Regions from separate parts of the Mus musculus genome. Here region 1 is linked to region 2. A link is a loop called in an ENCODE intact Hi-C map of the cell type or tissue named here. Cell type or tissue: heart. All regions are shown on one strand. Links, peaks and the distances in the headings refer to the core of each region. The heading gives the core; the rest is flanking DNA.

What was found. Peaks named below come from ENCODE experiments on the same cell type or tissue, not always from the same donor. Only the 100,000 strongest peaks of a DNase experiment are listed, where the experiment ranks them.
Region 1: it touches region 2 in a loop (2.7-fold over the local background); 2 of 42 quality-filtered maps call a loop at or near these places.

Annotation. Positions count from the first base shown.
Region 1 is chr2:67,499,424-67,511,961 of GRCm38, reverse strand. Xirp2 (xin actin-binding repeat containing 2) reads right to left here. Exons shown (of 9, transcript NM_001024618.2): 4 at 6,839-6,928; 5 at 6,387-6,459; 6 at 4,782-4,915; 7 at 1-4,053. The region is part of intron 1 of Gm13601 (a long non-coding RNA gene); the gene reads left to right. Among named protein-coding and RNA genes, the nearest start is that of Gm13601, 11 kb to the left of the region's middle. In heart, for the core only: no CTCF peak of the experiment used is centred there; no DNase peak of the experiment used is centred there.
Region 2 is chr2:67,441,081-67,453,618 of GRCm38, reverse strand. It overlaps Xirp2 (xin actin-binding repeat containing 2), which reads right to left and starts at 7,617. Exons shown (of 9, transcript NM_001024618.2): 1 at 7,465-7,617. In heart, for the core only: a CTCF peak has its summit at 7,590; a DNase peak (open chromatin) is centred at 7,618.

The DNA.
Region 1 (12,538 bases), core at 1,426-9,425, 60 kb before region 2:
CTGAACATTTCCCCTCTCCGAAGCATCGATTTTTGTCCTTTCGGATATCTTACCATTTGATGCAGAAGATAACAGATTATGAATGGTGCGCCTCACATCACCTCCCAGTATGTCTTCTCTCTCAGTCTTGTCACCAGCATTTTCATGAAGAAGACAATAGATAGTCATGTTAATATCTCCCTTTTCATCTTCTTGAATTAATATGCCTTTCTTTGCACGCCTTTCCTCTGAGAACAGCTTTTGGATTGCTTGTTTTACATCCCCTCTCACTATCTCTTCCTTTTCAGCATGAAATTCCATCGATCTGTTTAATAATTGAGTTTTAGTAAAATTGACGTTTCCCTTCTCCTCTTCACTGACAAATATCTCTTTCTTTGTGCAGTCTCTTTGGGAAAGCAGGTTCATCATGATGTTTCCGAGATCAGCCCTGATAACTTCTTCCTTCTGGATCTCAGGAGTTGTTTGGTTCATGAGCTTGTATTTGGCCATTCTGACATCTCCAACTTCATCAGCTTCAATGATAATTCCGGGAGCTTCAACAACTCTTTGAGAGTAGAGGTCTTCCAAGGTTTCTTTAATACTTTTACCAATAATTTCTTCCTTCTCTACTCTAGTTTTGTTAAATTCGTGAATAGGTGTTGTTTCAAAGAGCCACGTAGTTGTCTTGACATCCGACGGAGGAATTTCTTCCTTTGTCATTTTGGTATCATTTTCATCAAGTTCATTAATAGAATCCAAAGTCTGGTTTTCAAAAAGCCACACTGCTTGCTTCACATCACCTTTCTGCACGTCTTCCTGGGTGACTGTCTTGATATTTTCATATCTGGACTCTTCTCCCAACTCATCTATTCTGTGAGTTTCAAAGAGCCAAGTAGAAGTCTTAACATTGCCCTTTTGTATTTCATTGACACTTACTGTTCTTACATAGTTCTTCTTGTTACCACCTTCAGACTCAAATAATTGTTTATTCATCTGCACATTGCCTCCTTGAATATAGTCAACAGTGGGCACAATATTATGGGATTTGTCTGAAATCATATCCAGTGGTTGAGTTTCAAACCTGTATCTGACAGAACTCACATCCCCCTTCTGAATGTCTTCCTGGGTGACGGATTTAATAACGTATACATCTTCTGATTCGTGAATTGAGTCTAATGGTTTTGTTTCAAAGAGCCACCTTGTTCCTCGTACATCTCCATGTATTGTTTCTTCTTTTTTAACTGTTGTCACTTCATGATAAAACCCTTCATGGTCTTGAATTGCATAGAGTGGTTGTGTTTCAAAAAGCATTTTGTAGCTTTTCACATCACCTTTTATTATTTCCCCGAGATTTGTTTCTCTCATGCTGATGCCATCGGATTCATCTTTAATCTCATCTAAAGAAAATGTCTCAAAAATGAAGCATCCCTTTCTTACATCTCCACCTTGTACGTCTGTCACTGTTTTAACCAATCCATCACATTCTTGACTTTCTTTTATCATATCAATAGGTTGGTTTTCAAATAGCCACCTGCATTTTAGAACATTGCCTTTCTGAATGTCTTCGGCTTTTAGCGTTTTGATCTTACTTAGAACATTCTCTGAACTGCAATTTATAGAGTCTAAGGACTGATTTTCAAACTTAAACTTCATGCCAGAGACATCCCCAGATTGTATATCCATCTCCAAGGGCTTATTTTCTTTCCCTTCATCCCCCTGTATGTTGTCCAGATTTTCTGTCTCAAAAAGAAAACATGCTGTCTGAACATCCCCACCTTGTATCTCCTCCTGTTTCACAGTTTGCAGTTTTACTGTTGCTTCAGAGTCATCTTTTATGGCATCAAGTGGCTGAGTTTCAAACAGCCACATGCAGGTTCTAACATCACCTTTATGAATATCTTCAGAGTTGGTCATCAAGGAAGCTTTTTCATAAAGAGACTCCATTGGCTGGGTCTCAAATAGCCATTTACATGTTTTGACATCCCCTTTAACAATATCAGTACTTTGTTCAGTTTTGCTGTCTGTTTCTTCCACATTACTAAAATATTTAATTGAATCAAGGGGTTGGGTCTCAAATAACCACCTAGCAGATTTCACATTCCCTGCCTGTATTTCTTGAGCAGATATTCCTCTAATTATCTGAAATTTATGAAGGCTTTCATCAAATTGGTCAATAGGCCTTGTTTCAAAAAGCCATCTACAGCTTCTTACATCACCTCTTACTATTTCTTCTTGCTGGACTGTCTTTACTTGGTGGTATTTTCCAAGATGATCTTGAATGGCATAGAGTGGGGTTGTCTCAAAGAGAGATTTATTCAACTCCACAGTGCCTCTTGTGACTCCTTCTACCTCAATTTGATGTGATGCGTCAACCTTAATTAGATTATTGGATTCGAAGATATGAGTGTAGTTCTTTACATGTCCTCTATCAACTGCTTCTAGCCTCACTGTTCTGGTGTATTCTTTCTTATCTTCTCTAATATCTTCTAAGCGTTGAGTTTCAAAAACCCATTTTTGGTGCTTAACATCCCCCTTTTCTTCTTCAGAGGCAGTGATTTTTTGAAGCTTTCCGATATCCGGGCTGTCTTTTAAAGCCTCTATTGGGAGTGTTTCAAATAGATGTTTGGTGGTCTTTACATCACCTCCTATTCTCTCTTCAGGTGATACACTGTCCGTATCAGGAGAGTCTTTTAGAATGTCTAATGGCTGTGTTTCAAACATCCAACACTTTTTAGAAACATCTGTACCTATGACTGCTTCTGTTTTCAGGACAGCCTCGCCTGACTCTTCTTTGATTTTCTCCAGTGGTTGAGTTTCAAATAACCACTTTGCTCTACTCACCCCACCTTTGACATTTTCCTCCATGGATATTCCTCGAACAACCTTAATTTCTGTGATGTCTTTGTTTATTGTGTCCAAAGGCTGTGTTTCAAACATCCAACGTGCTGTCCTTACATCGCCCTTTTCAATGTCTTCTCTCTGCACAGTTTTAATTTCTAGCATTTGGCCTGAACCATCTCTAATGACATACAATGGTTGAGTTTCAAAACACTTTATGCTTCTCTTAACATTTCCTTTAATTTCTTTGAGTTCTGATCTGAGTTGTAACAAGTTCAATTCATCCACTGAGTGAAGCTGTCCAAGTTGATCTAGTTGTTGAGTTTCAAACATGTATCTCACAGTCTTGACATCTCCACCAGTTATATCCTTTGTAAGAGTAGATGCTGTTTCTTCTTGACATTCATGCATTTTGTTCATGGAGTCTAAAGGCCTTGTTTCAAACATCCACCTTGCTGTGTAAACATCTCCTCTAGCTAGTTCAGGAATTTTCTCAGTGTTTCCTTCAGTGCCAGCAGAAGGAATCCCCAGTGCATCTATTGGCTGAGTTTCAAACATCCAAGTTGTATATTTCACATCACTTCCAGCAATTAGTTCTTGGTCAGCAATGCCTTTGGAAGTGTACCCTTCATCTGTAGAACCATGGTTGATAGAATCTAATGGCTGATTCTCAAAAATCCATCGAATCGACTGCACCTCTCCTTTGAGGATTTCATCCCACTCCAGGTTTTCTCTTTCTGAGTTCAAATCTTTCTGAGAACTGTCATTTGTATTTTCGAAAACATACCGAGCTTTTTGTACATCTGCTGATAACGCGTTCCCTGAGTTTATCTGGCTAGAAACAATTTCAGAAACCTCACTGATGTAATCTTTTTCTAAGTTTTTTCTTAACTCTGGATGGATATGCCTATATAAACGGTTTAATTCATATAAATTTCTTTGCTTGGAGTATAAATCTTTGGGCATTGGCAGTCTTCTAGGAGGGCTGGGGAATTCAGGGGACTGGGAAAATGCTGTCACATCCATTGGTGTCTGACAAACATCAGGTGGGGGAGGAGGAAACTCTTCCATCTTCCCTGAAGGAGTGCCATTATCTTGTGCCAGAGTTGTTGAAGTCAGACTGTGATTACTATAACTTGAGGTTGAAGTTTCCTTCCTCTGCCTGGTTGAAGTATAAGAAGAAGAGGTACCCACAGCCGATGATGGCTTTAAGGTTTCTTCAATGTCATTTTCAATCTTTAAGAGAGAAAATCAAAGCTTAAAACGATGATTGTAGTATCGAGATTTCCTGAACCCTACCTTATACCTGTCCACATCAGGTTTCTGCTGTGATGCCTTCATTGGAAAACAGGTATGCATTGTGTTTAAACCTACTTGGAAAAATAGTCATTGTGTGTTAATAAATATCATCCTAATTTTTAATAATTTAATGCTTTTCCATCAACCAGTATTTCAACATTAATACATATTCTTTTTTTTTCTTTTTTGAGACAGAATCACTCTTTGTAGCTTTGACAAGCCTGGAACTCACAGGGATCCTCCTACAAGTGTTGAGCTTAAAGGTGTATCTATGTCTGGCTTAACATTTATACACATTCTTAAAATTTCTTCTTTACTTGATAAGAAGAGAAATATTCAGGAAAAGAGAAAAAGTCTTGAAATACTTTTGTGGAGTTTTATTTTTGTTTTGTTTTTGTGGTATTTAAAACAGAGCATGTAACCACCTGGCATTTAAAATCAATTTAATTACTTTATTTGATGGTAGAGACTTTAAAGCATACATGACTCTCTTTATTCATATTTGCCAGTAGTTGAAGAGATCTTACTCTACCTCTTAGATCAATACTCTCTTTATGAAACAGAATCAAAACTAGTTCAAAATTTTCTGTGAAGAAAATGCCATAAAATTCTAGTACATTTAAGTATGACACTAACACCTCATATTTTCCTGTATGTTACCTTACCTTCATACACTTGGCTGGGGGTGATGTTTCTTTATCAGAGCGGAGGAAGTTTTCCTGGGCAGACTTTTCAAATTGCTCTTTTAAAATCTTAGTGGAAACCTTAGGAAGCTCTTCTTCTTCTGGCGAATCAATGACTACAAAGAGAAGTAGATAACAGGGATATTCTATAGTGAGTAAAATGGTATTTGAGGAGAAACTGCTGTGCATTAAACTTCTTATAATGTAAATTAAGGAATAAGACTCAAAGGACAGATTTATGCACAAAACATTACTTCAGCTAGAAATGTAGAAGTGAAGCAAAAAATACAGAAAAAACAGAGGAAGAAACAGAAAAAAAAAGGTAGGAGTAGGGGCCAGGAAAGATGGCATAGCAGTTGGGATAGCTTGCTGCTCTTGCAGGGGAACTCTGCTTATTTTCACAACACTCATATTGTCAGATCACAACAGCTTGGAAATTCAACTGTAGTGGATCAATGCCCTCTTCTGGCCTCCTAGGGTTCCCTGTCTCTCAGTCTGTTTATTTTTCTCTATGTCTCTCTCTGTCACTCAGTCTCTTTCTGTCTCTCTGTGTCTCTGTCTTTCTGTCCCTTTTCCTTTGTCTCTGTGACTGTTTCTCTGTCTCTGTCTATCTGTGTTTCAGTATCTCTATCTCTTTTCTTTTGTCTCTGTCTATGTCTGTGTCTTTTGCTCTCTCTCTTACACACACACACACACACACACACACACACACACACTACAAAAATAAAAATAAACCTTAAAAGATATTTGGAGTGGTTATTTCTGGATGGGGATATTTTCAAAACTTCTGCAACTGTGTTCCAACTCTACACTCAGTAAAAACAAAACATCTTAAAGAACAAGAGAAGTAATGGAGGCCTACATTTCTTATTTGTGTGTTTGCTTTTGAATATTTTGAGAAAATTTCTGTGTATAGTCTAGGCTGGGCTACACCTTACTGTATAGCACAGGTTGGCCTTGAACCTGCAGCAATCCTTTTGCTTGAACTTCCTAAATGCCAGGGTTACTAGCATGAGTCATCAAGCCTGACAGGTAGAATACTGTTGTAAGCAGCAAGACTCAAGTGATAGTTGGACACAGCAGGGTTAAATCTTTCCTTTCACCTTATCAGGGAAGCAAGTCTTGTACAAGTAGAGAGCTGCACTTCATTTCCTGAAAACATCTAGAAATTTCCATGTAATCGTAACACTTATTTGTATGGTGAGAATTAAATATATTAGTTCCTCAATTTGTTATTAATATTGATATAATGTAGGTAATTTTATTGTCAGAGTGCTTTATAAGCAATAAATTTTATTCTGGGTCCCAAGGTAAAAAAAAAAATCGTAGCTCTTATCTTATCAACTATTTGGAGTTTAGGTGAATTTATCATAGGCCTGATGGACAAAGAGCTATTTAAAAAATATTACATGTACTACCAGAGACAAAATCTAATTATATGCAGAAATGCTATCTAGCCCTCCTCGGGAACATGAGTCATAGTTACTAAAGTTGCTTGGTGGGGAGGACTGGTTTTTGAAAGTCTTCCAAACCCAGACAAACCCAAAGGACAAAGATAGAGCTGGACCAACAGTGCCAGGCTGTTACCTGTTTCTTGAACATATTGATGAAACTGTGAAGCTTGCTTTGTTTCCTCAGTGTGCTTTTCAAGATGTGACATCTGTGTTTAAAGACAATTTAAAAAGAATAATTGTTTTGAAGAATTCGGTGATTTGAGCAGTGAATATAATCTGCATTTTACAGTGCTTTTCTTCTGAGAATTTGGTATGCGTCAAGGGATGCTAGCTACTATTACTATTGTTTACTTTAATGTGTACTCAAGTTACAACAGAACATATGTGAACAGCCCCTAACAGCAGGCATATTTTTAGGGTGCTTGTTTAATTTTAAAAAAATATTTCTAACTGGAAAGCAGGGTTAGACACACTGCTGTATATTTATACTAAATACATGTACTAAAGCATATGCTTATAGCAAAGTCAGAAATTCTACACAGTTCTGAAGGCCATTTGAAAATCACTGTGCTCTTAGGTAATTACCATTTCTGCTTTGAAGACATCAGTTCCATGTCCTTTAGAAACTTCTTGTTCATTCCTTCTTATTATTTCTTGACTGCTGTGGATTGCCTCCTGAAGATGAGCAATTTGACATATAAACAGACTGACAACTCTTAAGGAACACCTGAAAATGAACTCTTTTATTAATGTAATTTCAGTAATAGATAAATCTGAAAAGAGGAGGGAGGGGAGAAGAAGAATTAGAAGAGGAGGAGGAAGAAAGGAGGAGGGGGAGGAGGAGAGGAAGAGGAGGATGAAGAAGAAGTGGAGGAATAGGAGAAGGAGGAAGAAGAAGAGGAGGAAGATGGAGAGAAGGAGGAGGAGGAGGAGGAGGAGGAGGAGGAGCAAAAGGAGGAGGAGGAAAGCAGGACCAGGATCATGGTACCAGCTGCTGCCAAAACCCAATGCTGTAAATATAGTTATTTACAATGAAATGGTGTTATCTAATTATTTTACACTTATGTTCAGAAATTTTGATTAAGTCTCACTGGGTGTTGACAGATGTAAAAAAGGCATCAACTCATTTCTACAGGCCCTATGGGAGACCTTCTTTCTTTGTCTTTGGAAGCATCTAGAAGCTGCCAATTTCCTTTGGTCAAGGCTTTCTCTTTTGTCTAGCTAAGGTTATTTCTCCCAATCACATTTCTGATGTCATCTTTAACTTCTAAGGACATTTGTGTTTATGCTAGACTGATCGGAATGGACCTGAATTTTCTTATCATAGAATCAGGTGACTGATAGCTTTATTTAATCTGTGATCTTAATTCTGAATTGTAAAATAATTTAACTCATTAAAAAATTCTGGAGATAAAAGTACAAGTATGTTTAGAAGCCATTGTCCTATCTACTTCCTCTTGTGAGTATCTTTTTCAGCGTGTGAATAAAGATGAAAATTTTGCAAATTCATAAAGAAAATATATTTTGCTATTTATTATACATGTTATCGTATGTCCATGAACTATTACAATTTTCACATTGATTATCCAGTACAATGAGACACAACTGGGAGTGCCACAGCCTTGTTGGAGTAGGTGTGGTCTTATTGGAGGAAGTATGTCACTGTTGGGATGGGCTTTGAGACCTTTCTCCTAGCCACATTGGAGAGAGTTATATCCTGCCTGCCTTCTGATCAGAGGTTGAACTCTCAGCTCCTCCAGCACCATGACTGCCTAGACACTGCCATGTTTCCTGCCATGATGGTACTGAAGTGACCCTCTGAACCTGTAAGCTACCCCCAATTAAATGTCTTTTGTAAGAGTTACCTTGGTGATGGGATGTCTTTTCACAGCAATGGACCCTAACTAAAACAACCATGTTTATTGTCGCGCTGTTCATAATAGCTAGAAGTTGGAAACAACAACAGAAGTGCGAATAAAGAAAAAGGGGTACATTTACACAATGGAGTATTAGTTGATAAAAAAGTATACTTTGAAATTTGCAGGCAACTGGACAGATTTAGAAACAGTTATTCTGGTTGAGATAACCCAGTCTGACTGAGATAGCTTTCTAAGACTCACAAAGATAAATATGATATGTATTTGTTTATATATGGGTATTAGCCACTAAGTAAATGGTAAAGATGCTACAATTTATAGACACAAAGAGATTAGGTATAGAGGAACTAGGGGAAGACACATGGATCTCCCTGGGGGAGGAAAATAGAATAGATTTTATGGGTGGATTGCATGTGTCTGTGGGGAAATATGGGATTAGGAAGAGAAGGCGTGAAAGAGGAGGGAAGTTAGGGTTTAGGGAGGTAATAAGGAAAGAGACAACTAGAATTGAGGAACATTTGAGGAGTAGTATGGAAACCTCGTTCAGTGTAAACCTCCTTAAATATATAAAGGCAATCCTAATGAAGACTTCAAATAATGGAGGAGACAGAGTCTCAGCTGGTCATCTATTGTCAACAAACAAAGACTTCAGTATTGGGACTCAGTTACATACAATTGAGCTGTTGGCCAAAGGGTTCTGATAGAAATTGACAAACAATTCAGGCCGTTGCCAAGACAATACCTTGTTCTCCATAAACTGACAGCAAGATCATATAGGTGAAGACAACTTCCACACAACTCATTCAACACGGTGAGCTGGTGCCTACATAGAGCCTTCACTTCTATGTTCTAGTGTCTTTGATACAGTAAGGTACACTGCAGATTACCAAAATAGAAAAATAAACACCAAACCCAGCTACAAACCCTTTGATCTACAATGCTGTCCTTCATACAAATAGGCTAGGGCAATGGTGACGCAAAGGCTTTGGGAATGACCAGCAAGCATCTGATTTGGCTTACAGCTCACTCCATGAGATGCTGCCCATATACTACATTGTGTATATGACCAAGAAGCAGAGATTAGATAGCCCAGAGACCTAGGGTAAAACCAAATACAACTTATCTTTTAAAACATAGTAACAAAATGGCACCTAATGTTATTCTGTTAGACTCATAGATAAGTGTCTTAATCAACCAACATCAGAGAGGCTTCCTTCTGCAGCAGATGGGAACAAATGCAGAGACCCACAGCCAGATTTTACACCAAGAGCCAGAGACATCTTGGAACACACAGCTCTAAATAGTATGTCTCCATCAAATTCCTCTCATCAGAGCTCAGGGAGCCCCAGGAAAGAGAAGAGTGTAATAGCTGTGTGTGTGTGTGTGTGTGTGTGTGTGTGTGTGTGGTCTGTGGTGGGGGTTAGGCATTGAGGATAGCAAGTTTGTAAGTCGCTCTAAATCAAATGAGCAAAGATCATATAAAGTCACAGAGACTGAGGCAGCAAGGGCTTAGACATGTCTGTACCAGGTTCACTGGACATATATTACGTTATATATTGTTGTTTTCTGTTTTTTTCTATTTTTTATAGCACTTGTGAGTGTGTGAACAAGTGGGTTTCTGATTCTTGTGCCTTCTCTTGTGTTCTTTTTCTTTTGTTTGTTTGCCTTATCCAATTATTAAATGCTTGTTTTTTGTTTTCTCTCATTATATTTTATTTTGTTGTGTTTTGTAGTTATCTCTTGCAAGGCTGTTCTTCTCTCATAGGAGACAGAAGGCAGTAAATCTAGATGGGAATCGAGGTTGAAGAAGAACTAGGAGGAGTAGGGGGAGGGAAAACTGTGATCAGAAGATACTGTTTGAAATGAATTATTTTCAATAAAGGGGGAATATTATTTAAAAAATAAAAGTTTGGAAAACTGTGATTTAAAGATTTAGGCCATAAATAAAGAGAATTATAGGAATTTGTGAAAATATATAGAAAATGGGGATGTGCTCAGCTGGCTTTCTAAGAATGCATGTGTTTGGAGTTATGTAAAATTGGACTCTCACATTTTTATTTATGCCTAAGTGATTAATGCTACTTTTGAGATTTGATTTTTTTTAAAAAAAATATTTGCTAAAAATAAGAACAATTGAGTGAGCTTAGGTATATTACTTTTGTTAAGTAACGAAAAAGTTAAGAATTAAAGGATATATTTACAGTGAGGTAATAGTTTTGAAGTATCAATTTGTAACCTTGTGAGGAATAAAATTAATTCATGGCAGCTTGCTTTTGACTGTATCTTTTGTACTTACATTATACATATAGGGTGTAACTTTTATGGCTTCCCACAGGGGTATTTGGCATGCCAGGTTATACATCTGATAAACTAAGCAACAAGTATTCATTGATTTAGAGATATGTAGGACAGTCTAATTCTATTATAGTTTTCCAGGAAAGAGAATTTAAAACTGTTGCCTCAGAAATCAACAAAGTATAGTGGAAAATCTGGGGCTTATATTTTAAATGTTATGTGACATTTTATTAAGATGAAGCAGACCACTGGATGTGTTTTTTTTTTTTTTTTCCTAAAGAGAATAGTTTCCGATCCCTAGTTAAGGACTTGTATACTTCAAGTGACATGAGGTAAATGCTTGTCACATAATTTCCATTAAAGACATGTTCACATGATGAATGAACCAGAGCATAAAGAAAGAGAGAATAAAATAGCAAATTCCCATCAATACATTAATTCTTCTTAAACTCCTACTTGCCAGGTGTGTTGAAGATACCGAGGAACAGAACAATGAGAAAGAAGAAAAAACTATTTCTTCTAGGAGGAAAGGAGATGATCCACATTGCTTCCTGCAAGTTCAGAGATTCAGAATTCCATGGGACAAGATGCCTAGCATAGTCAGGCTTTACCTTTACCTAATGGAAGCATCAAACAGAATGGAAAGATAAGAGGCACCCAAGACAGCTGGTGGGAAATCTCAGGGGAATAAAGGGTGACTCTTGACCAGTGACAGAGCTTTCTATCTCTAGAGAAATAACAAGAGACCATCCTTTAGTGTTCTAATGTCAATTGGACAGTGAAAGCAAAGGGTATTGAGAATAGAGGCAGAGCCAGGGATGGGGGAAGCACTGAGGAGAACAAGTCCCTTAAAATCAAAAGAACAAAGCTCATAAGAATTCAGGAAGAGCTTAGCTGAGGTGCAGTGTGATCACTTTCACGGAAGCAGGTCTCTGTCTGGAAGCTCACGTGCTGGCACCGGCCTCTAAACATACTTGTCCCACGTAGTGATTTTTAACATTTTGGATCAGTTCTTATTACAAATATTAATGCCTCTTTCTGCTTTTGAGAGGTGAATATCTGACAATAGCTGGTTCATATTTTAACACTGCAGTATCTGGCTAACATAAAGTAGTGGCCAATCTTCTTGGATGAGACACGTACCATCAAGTCAGTATCCCTATGATTTTATAACATTTGTCAAGATGACATTTAAACTATGCTTTTATTCTGGTGCCCACACGAATGTTAGGTTCTGATACTTGCCACCAATTGTTATTCTGAAAGAGTAAAGTGAAAAAAAATTCTCTTGTATGAAAGACAAAGTCAAAATACTTGAGATAGCAAGTAATGGTATTGGTGATAGGAAACAATAGCCTAGACATAAATGCATTTGAGATATGTCTCAAAATTTATCACTTTTCAGAGGAAAAAAATTTAGTTAGCATGCACATATTCAAGAAAAACTAGCCAGTGTTTATCACCTCCAAATCCATTTTCTTGTAGGAGATGGGACAATAGAGTCAAACAAGTTCACATCAGTTGTATTTATAGCTGCAGGTTTTAACTTCAGCATTTACGTGCCACTGCTAAGTAGAACTGTAATTGCTACACTAGTTTGATATGTGAGCAGCAGTGCATGTATTTTACTGTCCCTCGGTTGCCATAACTTACACAAAGACTTTCTTAAAATATTCCAAGATTGTGCTTCTTCTGTCATTTATTCTGGTTTCCATTTGGCAAGCAGTTAATTTGAATTTTAAATCTGGCTCTTTCTTTCTAATTTCTGTTGTCTAAGAGTTTAGGATTAGGTATAAGGATACATCATTACAATGCACAGGCAGCACTCAAATTACACAAATAAAATATCGTGAAGAGTTCTAGGCAGAACACTACACACAAGTTCACATGAAACAATACATGAAATTGGTGGCTGAGATTAAATTCAATTAGAGAGCAGGTTGAATGGGAAACACGGGCTGTTCTGTTCTCAGATAGATTAGTCCATAGCTTGGCGTTAAGAGTCAGTAGTAACTTCCTCCTGGACTGGATACATTGTAATCTTTGGCAAACCAGTAAATCACACTTCAATTCAGGTTTTCTGTTTCATGTTACCATTAAAAGGAAGAAGAGG
Region 2 (12,538 bases), core at 2,866-10,865:
TTGACCTGGGACAGTAAGCCCATTAGCATTTCTTACCTCCAGAGCCATGTGATATGGACTTCACATAGCTCTAGTCAAAAAGCTTATGTGACTCTGGTCAACTGAAGGAACTTTACACACATCAAGAGTGGTCAGAATTCTAGAATGAAGGAACATATTTCAGAGATCTTTCATAAATATGTATTTTGAAAAGCAATGGTGAGAGATTAGGTTGAAAGAAAGAGGAAGGGGGGAGAGAGGAGAGAGAGAGAGATTAGCACATCATTTACAAACATTTTCCAACTCCTACATTTTCTAACTTCACATGACAAAAATGCTAAGATTTTATTCATAAATGCAATTTTATATACCTAATCTGGAATTCCTTTTCATATATACCTTGAGAAGAATAACACTGTAGGAATTGTTTTGCTATCATTAGTATTTAAGTCTTAACATAAATATTTACATGAATGTTAGTCAGGCTCTCTTATTATTACACCAAAATAACAAGATTATTATCATTATCATTATTCTTATTATTATTATAGATGATGGCTATTATTTGAGCACTACCCATAGTTCTTTGAAGAGCTAAATTATTTTTGATCAAGAATATCAAAAATATAGAAAAATGTGGACATACAGCAATGATGAATCTTGAGAATATATCGGCTCCAGAATGAGTCAGTGGGTGAAAGCAGACATGCTCACACAACTCCATCCCTAAAAATAAATGTCCTGCATTCCTACAGGACACAGTGGCTGTCACCTACTAAATAAGTCATGGCTCTCATGGAGTACTGCATTTTAAATGAGCACCTTGGGAAGGAGCAGCTCAGAGAAAGTTCTACCCACTGACTTGCTGGTAGCTTGCCGTTATCATCTGCTGCACTGCTTGCTTTCCAATGGTGATTCCTGCTGGATCTTGCCTAGCAGAGAAACACCCACCTTCTACCCTTTGCCCTCAGAAGTATGCAGGGGCATGCCTCTGTATGCAGCAGAAGCAGACGCAAAGCTAGGAAACAGATCTAGGAGAAGTTTGCAGATACAATTGAGAACGTTTATGAATGTGAAGGAACTCACTATCATCTCTCCATTTCTGGGAATAGACTCACTTCACTAGAGCAGTCTGAGAGACATGCATAACTTCAAAAAAATACCGAACACAAACATTAGGGGAGCTTTCACTTTACAAAAACATTTTTCATTGCTTTCCTGACACATTTAATGATGTAGTTGGTTGTTCATATGCTTTTAATTATCTGGGTAGTTAGCATAAATATGAATTCTTATGTCGGTGTTGACTTAAAAGAAGCAAAACCCAAATCTGCTGCTGTTGAAGTTATAATGCATTAAGTTCTTCAATCATGAGTCTGTCCAGTCAAACCCTAGGTACTTGAAAATATGAAGTCTACCTGGGACTAAGTTCAACACAGTTAGAATCTTGCGGGTTAGGTACATCTTCTCTGATTAACCCCAAACCTGGCAGTCCCCTGCTGTATAATTACTGAACTCTGACAAACACCAAACATGTGGTTGGAAGCTATAATATTAATCCATGTCTTAAAACATACTGAACTTGTGACATAATTATTAAATCTAGTAATTACCATGTAAGACCATCTATGACAATGTATTCCAACATGGGGAAAGATATCATTGGATCTTCCCAAAAGAGTAAAAGGTCCCCACAGTAAATTTTCATGTTGTGCTTATTTTCTATGATATGCATACCTGAAGCACTCTGGAAATTATATACTTTTCAGCAATCAGACACATCCAGGCAATGCAGAAATATTTTGTCTAATTAGAAAAACATGAAAGGAAAAGATGGACTTGAGAGCTTGCCAAAAAGAGCAATGAGAAATGGCATGTTTGCAAAGACAAACCAGCCATGGTGAGGGAGCAGATCTCATCTTACAGAGAAGACACACAAACACTGGGTAAAACCCAAGCATAAGGTAACTGCTACTTTTTGAGTGTTTACAGCATGTGTGATCATGTTCCCTTTTAGATAATTTGTTTTAATTTTAGCAGAGACATGAAACACAGTATGAACAACACCCTTCTCAATAGCCACAAATAATATAAAATATCTCAGCGTGACTCTAACGAAGGAAGTGAAAGATCTGTATGATAAAAACTTCAAGTCCCTGAAGAAAGAAATTAAAGAAGATCTCAGAAGATGGAAAGATCTCCCATGCTCATGGATTGGCAGGACCAACATTGTAAAAATGGCTATCTTGCCAAAAGCAATCTACAGATTCAATGCAATCCCCATTAAAATTCCAACTCAATTCTTCAACGAATTAGAAGGAGCAATTTGCAAATTCATCTGGAATAACAAAAAACCGAGGATAGCAAAAACTCTTCTCAAGGATAAAAGAACCTCTGGTGGAATCACCATGCCTGACCTAAAGCTTTACTACAGAGCAATTGTGATAAAAACTGCATGGTACTGGTATAGAGACAGACAAGTGGACCAATGGAATAGAATTGAAGACCCAGAAATGAACCCACACACCTATGGTCACTTGATCTTCGACAAGGGAGCCAAAACCATCCAGTGGAAGAAAGACAGCATTTTCAACAATTGGTGCTGGCACAACTGGTTGTTATCATGTAGAAGAATGCGAATCGATCCATACTTATCTCCTTGTACTAAGGTCAAATCTAAGTGGATCAAGGAACTTCACATAAAACCAGAGACACTGAAACTTATAGAGGAGAAAGTGGGGAAAAGCCTTGAAGATATGGGCACAGGGGAAAAATTCCTGAACAGAACAGCAATGGCTTGTGCTGTAAGATCGAGAATTGACAAATGGGACCTAATGAAACTCCAAAGTTTCTGCAAGGCAAAAGACACTGTCTATAAGACAAAAAGACCACCAACAGACTGGGAAAGGATCTTTACCTATCCTAAATCAGATAGGGGACTAATATCCAACATATATAAAGAACTCAAGAAGGTGGACCTCAGAAAATCAAATAACCCCCTTAAAAAATGGGGCTCAGAACTGAACAAAGAATTCTCACCTGAGGAATACCGAATGGCAGAGAAGCACCTGAAAAAATGTTCAACATCCTTAATCATCAGGGAAATGCAAATCAAAACAACCCTGAGATTCCACCTCACACCAGTGAGAATGGCTAAGATCAAAAATTCAGGTGACAGCAGATGCTGGCGAGGATGTGGAGAAAGAGGAACACTCCTCCATTGTTGGTGGGATTGCAGGCTTGTACAACCACTCTGGAAATCAGTCTGGCGGTTCCTCAGAAAATTGGACATAGTACTACCGGAGGATCCAGCAATACCTCTCCTGGGCATATATCCAGAAGAAGCCCCAACTGGTAAGAAGGACACATGCTCCACTATGTTCATAGCAGCCTTATTTATAATAGCCAGAAACTGGAAAGAACCCAGATGCCCCTCAACAGAGGAATGGATACAGAAAATGTGGTACATCTACACAATGGAGTACTACTCAGCTATTAAAAAGAATGAATTTATGAAATTCCTAGCCAAATGGATGGACCTGGAGAGCATCATCCTGAGTGAGGTAACACAATCACAAAGGAACTCACACAATATGTACTCACTGATAAGTGGATACTAGCCCAAAACCTAGGATACCCACAATATAAGATACAATTTCCTAAACACATGAAACTCAAGAAAAATGAAGACTGAAGTGTGGACACTATGCCCCTCCTTAGAAGTGGGAACAAAACACCCATGGAAGGAGTTACAGAAACAAAGTTTGGAGCTGAGATGAAAGGATGGACCATGTAGAGACTGCCATATCCAGGGATCCACCCCATAATCAGCATCCAAACGCTGACACCATTGCATATACTAGCAAGATTTTATCGAAAGGACCCAGATGTAGCTGTCTCTTGTGAGACTATGCCGGGGCCTAGCAAACACAGAAGTGGATGCTCACAGTCAGCTAATGGATGGATCACAGGGCTCCCAATGGAGGAGCTAGAGAAAGTATCCAAGGAGCTAAAGGGATCTGCAACCCTATAGGTGGAACAACATTATGAACTAACCAGTACCCCTGAGCTCTTGACTCTAGCTGCATATGTATCAAAAGATGGCCTAGTCGGCCATCACTGGAAAGAGAGGCCCATTGGACACGCAGACTTTGTGTGCCCCGGTACAGGGGAACGCCAGGGCCAAAGGGGGGGAGTGGGTGGGTAGGGGAGTGGGGGTGGGTGGGTAAGGGGGACTTTTGGTATAGCATTGGAAATGTAAATGAGCTAAATACCTAATAAAAAATGGAAAAAAAAAAAAAAAAAAAAGAAACACAGTATGAAAAGAAACAAAAGTGAGTCTGTCTATCTATCTATCTATCTATCCATCTCTCTCTATCTCTATCTGTTATCTATCAATGAAATATATTCCATATCCCCATATATATTTAATATATGATTTATTGAAAGCATAACATATTTAATGTTTATGTTAAATTTCAATAATCATGCTAATATATAGTTTTATATTTTAATATAATAATAATAATAATAATAATAATAATAATAATAATAGCCTGATTCCAAATCCCAAGTGGTTACCTTTTAGAAGCCCATTCTAGCTATTTAGTACTCCAGCCTTTCAGAATAAATAGATACTTCTTTTTGTGGCCTGTCCTATCTCAAAACTTCCTCCAATAACTAATACCAGTGTAGGCTGAGTAGAAATACACATAAATTCCCTTTTTCCATATTTTGCTTGAAAGTCTTTAGCTTCCACAGACTTTCTACCTACCCTTGAAGCTGGTGGATATAGAATTTGTCCCTGAGCATGGGCCTTCTCAGACTAACACTATTCCCATTTCAATAAACCTGTTTGCTCCAGAGATCCCTTACTTTCAGGAGTGGCCTGGGTAAGGAACTATGACCCCACCTTTCCCCCAGTGCTTTGCCATGGACATCTCTATATTAGAGTAATTGTATCCTTCACAACATAACTATGATGGTAAGCAGAGTGTTTTGAGGCATTTTCATTAATTATCAGACGGGAGGAAGGTCTAGTTTTGTTAGGAGAAAGGGCCAGAAGGCTGGGCTCTCAATTCCAGCTGCTATCCTAGGCAGATTACTCTGATCCAGTCTGTATATTCTGGCGAACTTGCTAAAGTGAAGCAGTAGTGCCAGAATTGGATCGAGTCTGTGGGCTGCTCAGTGGAGTTAGGGAAATAGAAGAACTGTCTGTAATTGGAAAGGTTGCAATGTATGTTCTGTAAGTAGTATCAGGAAATGGAAATGGAAACACCCAATGCAACCATATATGGACATGTATTCACGTGGAATAGATCAGTGTTCTAGACAAGGCTGCCTTGGATCTGAAAAGGGTGAAGCTTGTCAACACTCAGCACAGGATGAGTGCATCAGTTGAATGAACCAATTTCTTTTAAGGAAATGAGAAAAAAAAAAGCAAATTACAACTTAATTAAGTTTCAAAGGGTAACTTGGATATTTTCAAAAGTCTGGATGAGATGCAAATAAAAAAAGGACATGGTAATTATATTAAACCCTATCTCACACAGATTGTTAATCAAAAAGTCTTAGAACTATATTGCCATTTTCTTATTGTCAACCCTGCCTTGTAAATTATAGACTCCCTGCTATCAAACAGACCTTATCAGTGGACTCCTTTAATACATAAACTGATGAGTCTGTGTGTGTGTGTGTGTGTGTGTGTGTGTGTGTGTGTGAGAGAGAGAGAGAGAGAGAGAGAGAGAGAGAGAGAGAGAGAGAGAGAGAGAGAGGGAGAGAGAGAGAGAGAGAGAGCACCCAAGTGGGAGGGAGGAGAACAACAAACTCAAACTTGAAATTCTTCCATTGAGCTTAACAGTTTTCAACTAGGTAAAAAACAAAGTTGCTACATCGAAGTTTTTAATTTTTTTCAAATTTGGCAAATCCAAAGTAAGAGTTGGAAATCTGGAATGGAATAAACAGCAGGGACAGAACTTTTGTAAATAGCAGCGAATTATCTCTGAAGTTGGACTTTCTCTGAAAAAGCAGACCTGCATGAAGGCAGCTTTCCTGTTCTCTGTAATCACAGGAGACAGCAGGCACCTGTGCTGACATTTTTTCGGGGACCTTTTCTGAAGCTATGGCTCCCGTGATCATTAGAGAATGTCGACTTTCGTTTTTCAGAAACTTGAGGAAGCTACACCTAAAAGACGCCCGCCCACTCCTGGATGAAAGAAACCCCGTTCCAACTAAAAGCCAGACTGTGTCTTCCCTCCAGGCAGCGGGCAGTTTGCCACATTGCAGCCATGCGAAGCTCTGAGTGATATTTAAAAACGGATCTAGTTCTTAGCTGATGCGTGGATACCAAGAAGGGAAAATACTCAAATATCAAGCGAAGAAGCAGAGAGATATTTAAACATACAATGCAGAATTTCTGATTTCTGCCCCAACATTTTCCATTCCCTTTTATATTGTCTAAAACTATCAACAGGTATCCTTTCATTAAAAAATAATCCATAACTCTGAATACAGTTGAAGTAAATATTTAACTTGTCTTTTGACACCTTAACACAAAATTTTAAAATGTGTCAAACAACCAACAGCTCCGTCAGTGACCAAATTGAGCTCTGGTAAAAATAAAATATCTTTCAGTTCAACACCAGCTGGCTAAATTTAAACCCAGCATTATGCAACCTTAGAGAGTCCTTGCTTTCCCACCATGTCTTAGGAGAATCTCTTAGACTGTCACTCCCAAATCACTTCAGTCTCTTAGCATCCAAACACAGCACAACAGGACCAAATTAACATGTTCATGGGCAATTGAAGACAGAAAAAAAAAATACATTTGAAAGTGTATATAGGGCATGATACCCTCAAAGCACTATCTCAGTATACTCTGAGTTTGCAGTTACCGTAATTAGGGCTGGCAGATCCAACTGGAAGTGCTTTCCTTAATTCTGAAAAACATGGAAGAACCTGATTCTTTAATCCTTAACTTCAGTAAGACTCCCAGAGGACATAAGCCCGCAGCTAGAGCAAGATCTACAAAAATCAAACTATGACTGAGAAGCAATAACTTTCCTGCATTTCTCAGAGTGTGCTGAAACATTTGAAAACGTTTCAGGCTCCCCTTTTTCCTCATCAAGCTTCATGAAATATCATTCGCATTTCTTAATCTGTATATTTTTCTCTCTGCGCACATGAGAGACAAAGCATTTTTCAGTTTCCCTTCTGGCTGTAAATTGTAGGATAACTTTTAAGTTGTGACTGGTTATTAAGCTCATTATTCTTTAAGATTAAACATTAAAATAATTTATTGGAGAGAGATTAACACATGAGGTTCTAAATTTCATATCCAACAGTGCTAAGCACAATTCTAAGAACAAATCCAACTTGATCAATTTTCTTTTATATAATGACATTTGACTTTCAGTCTTCACTGCTCTTTCAGTAAGAGTCGAACATTTTATAACCTTGGCACACACGGGACTCTATTACACATACCTTTGTACCAGAATTGACCCTAGCTCCGTAGAAATGCTCTATGGATTTGCAACTCTTCACTTGAAAGGCTCCTCCCTGTTTGACACACAGCAAATTTCCCAGTCCCCTGAAAGCAACCAGCAGAGTGGAGACCAGCTCCACCGAAGAGTCTATGAGGCAAGCAGGCAGGGCTGCTGAATTTATTTTAGCCCTGTGTCCAAAGGATGCAACCTAGCACCTATTTTTAGGAACTGAGCTCTGTCTAGGTGGGGCTTGAGTCAACCACTCCTTTCAGAAGTGAGTCTCTGAGGTCATACTGCTTAGTACTCTCCTGAGAAATGTATGCATGGCTCTGACACATGTGCAGTCACTCAAACTCCCTTCCATAGCCACTATCACACCAAAGTCTGAACTTCTCAACATATTCTGAGAAATAAATAATGAATAAAGTGGGGTTATTAAAGGACTTCAATTGCTTGCTTTTAAAAGATACCTTTACTCACTTAAGAGTAAAGGATTTGAAAACAAAGCACACAAAAAGTTGATCTTATTTATTCTGTTTGGGATAGTGATAATTAACTTGAAATCTTCAGAAGGGAACTTTGATTCTTGTTTTCTTTTCTTTTCTATAGGAAGTAGGTGTTTCCTATGTGCAATGGGCTGGATCCTCCTATCTCAGATTCTACAGACTGAAATATTGGAGGATCACCCTGGGATCATCATAGATTTTTTTTTAATTTACAATTTTCATATTCTCGGTGTGTAAAGCAATGTTTGCTTTTCAAGTCTTCCCTCATAAAGCACTCATACTGTAGTGTTTAGTAGGAAAGGGCAAGATAGATCAGGCAGGGAAAGATTCATCTTATGTGCTCTTGAGAGAATTCTATTACATACCATTGCCACTGTACTTTCTCAGTAGACTCTGCTAGCCCAAATGGAGACGGAAGTTAGCTGATATTACCCTTCAGCTTCATAATGCCACATTCTTTAGAATGCGTTAGAATGAAGAATCCTGCTCACCAACCTTTCAACTCTTCTATAACTTCCCAGAGTTGTGCCCTGTGTGTCCTATGCAGCTGGACTCACAAAAAACCAAAACAAACAAAGGAAATTGTCTGCAACTTGAAGAAAGCATCTTACTTTTACACTGCTAATTGCAAAACATAACTGAGCTTACAATTGACCATACTATGATCAATGAATATAAGCATATATGTTTTTTTTTTTCATCTACAGGTTTTTATTAAAAGTAGTGCAACTAGTGATACTGCAGCTTCTTATCTCTACAAAAATCTTTACTCAATGGTCCTGAGTATTCCACAAGATTTTCCAGTGTAAACTATCTCAAGATTTGTTGACCAGTATGTATGGTCATTGCTAGGCATGTGGTCACCAGAAATTTAAATTATTAATATTTAATGAAATTTTAATTTTCAGTTCCACACTTGTACTAACTATATCTCAAGTACCCAGTCTGCAACTGTGACGTGTGTTTCTTCATTGAGAATGCTCTTATCACTTGGAAGATCCCCTCACCATTGCTCATGTCACGTTGGATCTCAGCACAGGTTTACACAAACAGTGCTCTGTTACCTGGACAAGTTGAACATTCATATACATTCTAATACATTCATCTTTGATTAAATTAGGGTACGTTCCAGAGTCTTTATACGGTTGTTACCAAGATTAAATGAGAAAATAAATTAATTGTGCTTATAATATTACTACTCCAACATAATATTTCTCAGAAAATCATGTTAATGCACCATGTTCATAAGAGACAGTATATCGAAAATCATAAGTTATGAGACTGATCTTAATATATAAATGCGGTCAACTTTATTATTTTTATTATTTTATTTGGATATTAATGATACTGTTTGCAATAAGGTAAATTGCTCAAATATCTGATGTTAGGATTTGTCATCTCTCTTGCTCAAATGAACTCTTTTTTATTTTAGTGACTAGTTTCTTGATTTAATTCCTCTGGTTTCATTCACAATGATCTCCTCTCTATTTTATTTTTGACTTTTCAGGGAAAATGTTTCTGATTTAAATACTTATACAACCTATGAAAAAAACAATGATTAAAATAAACATACTTAGCTTGATTTAAATCCTCTATAATGCATATATGTATTGAGCTATTGCACAATATCCACTCATATGTAGAACTTTCATTATTATATACATCGGTTAAAACAATTGAATTAAAAAAATTCAAAACGAACCAAGGAAATTAACATTCATCACCTGAGGTGGTTATAGATGTCAGAGAAGCATGTGGACGAGACTTCACACCATTTACCATCAGAAAAACGCAAGTAACAGGAGTGAATTATGACTGCATAACTGTTAAAATGACTGATATATACAGTACATGAAAATACCAAATGTCTACAAAGATTCAGCGCACTGGGACCCTTTACCCACTCCTGATCCAATGAGAGAGGACGATCCTTGGTTGTTTATAGGCCACATGTATTCTTACTTATAGCCCAGCTTAAAGTTAAAATGACACGTCTACCCAGAAGTCTGCAAGGAGATGTAGACAAAAAAGGTATTTACCAAAATTTGGAATTAATTTATCTATCCTTCACTGATCAATACAATCTTGCACAGTTAGAAATTAGAATGCTATTCAGTGCTACAGAAAGACATCGAGGAAAATCAAATAGTAAATCTACTGCAAAAATCTGCATACTATATGGATTCAATGTTAGTGCATTCTAGAAAAGGCAAAAGTATGAAAAAATAAAAGTTTTTAAGGGTTAATGGAGGGAGACTAGGCTGAAATAGAAGCTCTTTCTGAATGACACTGTACTAGGGTTGTGTGTTATTATACACTTGTCAATTCCAATGAATGTACAATTTGAATATTAATGTATAGACCTATGACATCTAAGTGTGTCAGTGTGAATTCATCAAAATCACAAGAAAGATTCAACTCTGCTTAAGGACAGTGATGATATGGCCTATGTAGGAGGAGGTGGATGGAAAACTTCATCCATTCTCTTCAGTTTTTTATGAATCTAAAATCTTTCTTAAAAGTACTGTACAAGAAATTTAATATATGTTCTTATTTCTGTTATTTTTTCCCTTAAAAATAACATCTGGACTATATAAAAGGATTATGTTATAGATTTGATTTGTGTTATTTACATTTATTTCATCTTGCTCTCAAATCAAGCAATTGACACTATTATTTCTAATAAAACTGAAGATTAGGAAAATTAAGTAACTCTTTCAAAGATAAAGTTAATAATAAGCGAAAAACAACGGGCATTGATCTTAATTCTGCTGACTCCTTAGTTACATGTTTTCAGAGACATTATTTATACTGACTATAATTTAAAAGTTCCCAAAAGCTCGGAATACCCAAGATACAATTCACAGACCACATGAAGCTCAAGAAGAAGGAAGATCAAAGTATGGATGCTTCAGTCTTTCTTAGAAGGAGGAACAAAATACTCAAGGGAGGAAATACAGAGACAAAGTGTGGAGTAGAGACTGAAGGAAAGGCCATCCAGAGCCTGCCCCACCTGGGGATCCATTCCATATACAGACACCAAACCCAGGCACTATTGTGGATGCCAAGAATTGCTTGCTGTCAGGAGCCTGTGTCCTAAGAGGCTCTGTCAGAGCTTGACAAAGACAGATGCAGATGCTCTTAGCCAACCATTGGACTGAGCATAGGGTGGCCAATGGAGCAGTTAGAGAAAGGACTGAAAGAACTGAAGGGGTTTGCAACTCCATAGGAAGAACAATATCAACCAACCAGACCTCGCCCCAGAGCTCCCAGGGACTAAACAACCAACCAGAGAGTACACATGGAGAGACCCATGGCTCCAGCCACATATGTAGCACAGGATGACCTTGTTGAGGAATGCCAGAGTTGGGAGGCAGAAGTGAGTGAGTGGGTGGGTGGAGGAACACCCTCATAAAAGCAGGGGGAGAGATGGGGTAGGAAGATTCTGGGAGGGGGGAAAGTTGGGAAAGAGGATAACATTTGAAATGTAAATTTAGAAAATCAAATAAAAAAGTTCCAAACATTATTATGTGTCATGGTAGTAAGCTTTGTGAGGAACAAAATCTTCATTATATTAATAGAAAATGAGGCAAAGGCTTAGTGTATGCCAGCAATTGCTATGCTCTCTGTGCAGGACAGCAGGTAAGCTACTTGGTCCTTATACAGACAGGAAGTGCCTGTTTTATAGTTGGGTCAACTATATTTCAGTTACTATAACTGAAAACTCTGGACCAAAGGGGTCCATCTAACACTTTTATAATTAAAATACATAATTTATTACTCAGCATATATAACATACTTGAATGCTAGTTGCAACAAAGCAATCTGCTTTGAACACCATAGGAGCCATATTGACCTATTCGGGCATTTTTTGAACAGGAAAAAAAGGCTTAGTAAAATGAATTGTGGCTAAAAGTTGGGTAATTACCTTTACCCATTCAAGTTCAATCACATTAAAATTATATCATGAATCTAGGAAAGCATGATAAGGTTGTTACGTATATATGATTCACTTAAATCATTTCTCATAATCTATGTAGAGTGATGATGTACTTGGCAATACAGACTAGGGACCTTCAGAGAATGAAATCAGCACTATTAATAACCATGCCAACACACAATGTAAGCTGGGCTGTCTGAGACAAAGACATCTGTAAACACTTGACTAATAAGCCAAATGTAGGCCCTCTTGACTCACAATGTGAGTACACATTGAGAGATTTGCAAATGACCTATCACTCAATAAGAAAAAAAATGGTTTTCTTACTGACCACTTTATAGTAGATCATCTCTATACTTTGAATTTGATTATATATAAATCTTCTAATAAAGAGTGGATGGATGAAAAAAACCCTAGAGAATATTTTAATTTGATCCATGAAAAATAAATACTATAATGAGGAAGGTTTTTAGTTAAAATGGCAAGGAACACACATGCTGGAAGTGTTTTTATAAACAGCCAATTAAAATAGAAAAAAGGACATATATAACACAATGGATTCCTTGAGACAAAGGCAGAGACAAGGATGACTGGCACATAAAGAGGTGTGGCAACCAATTATATGA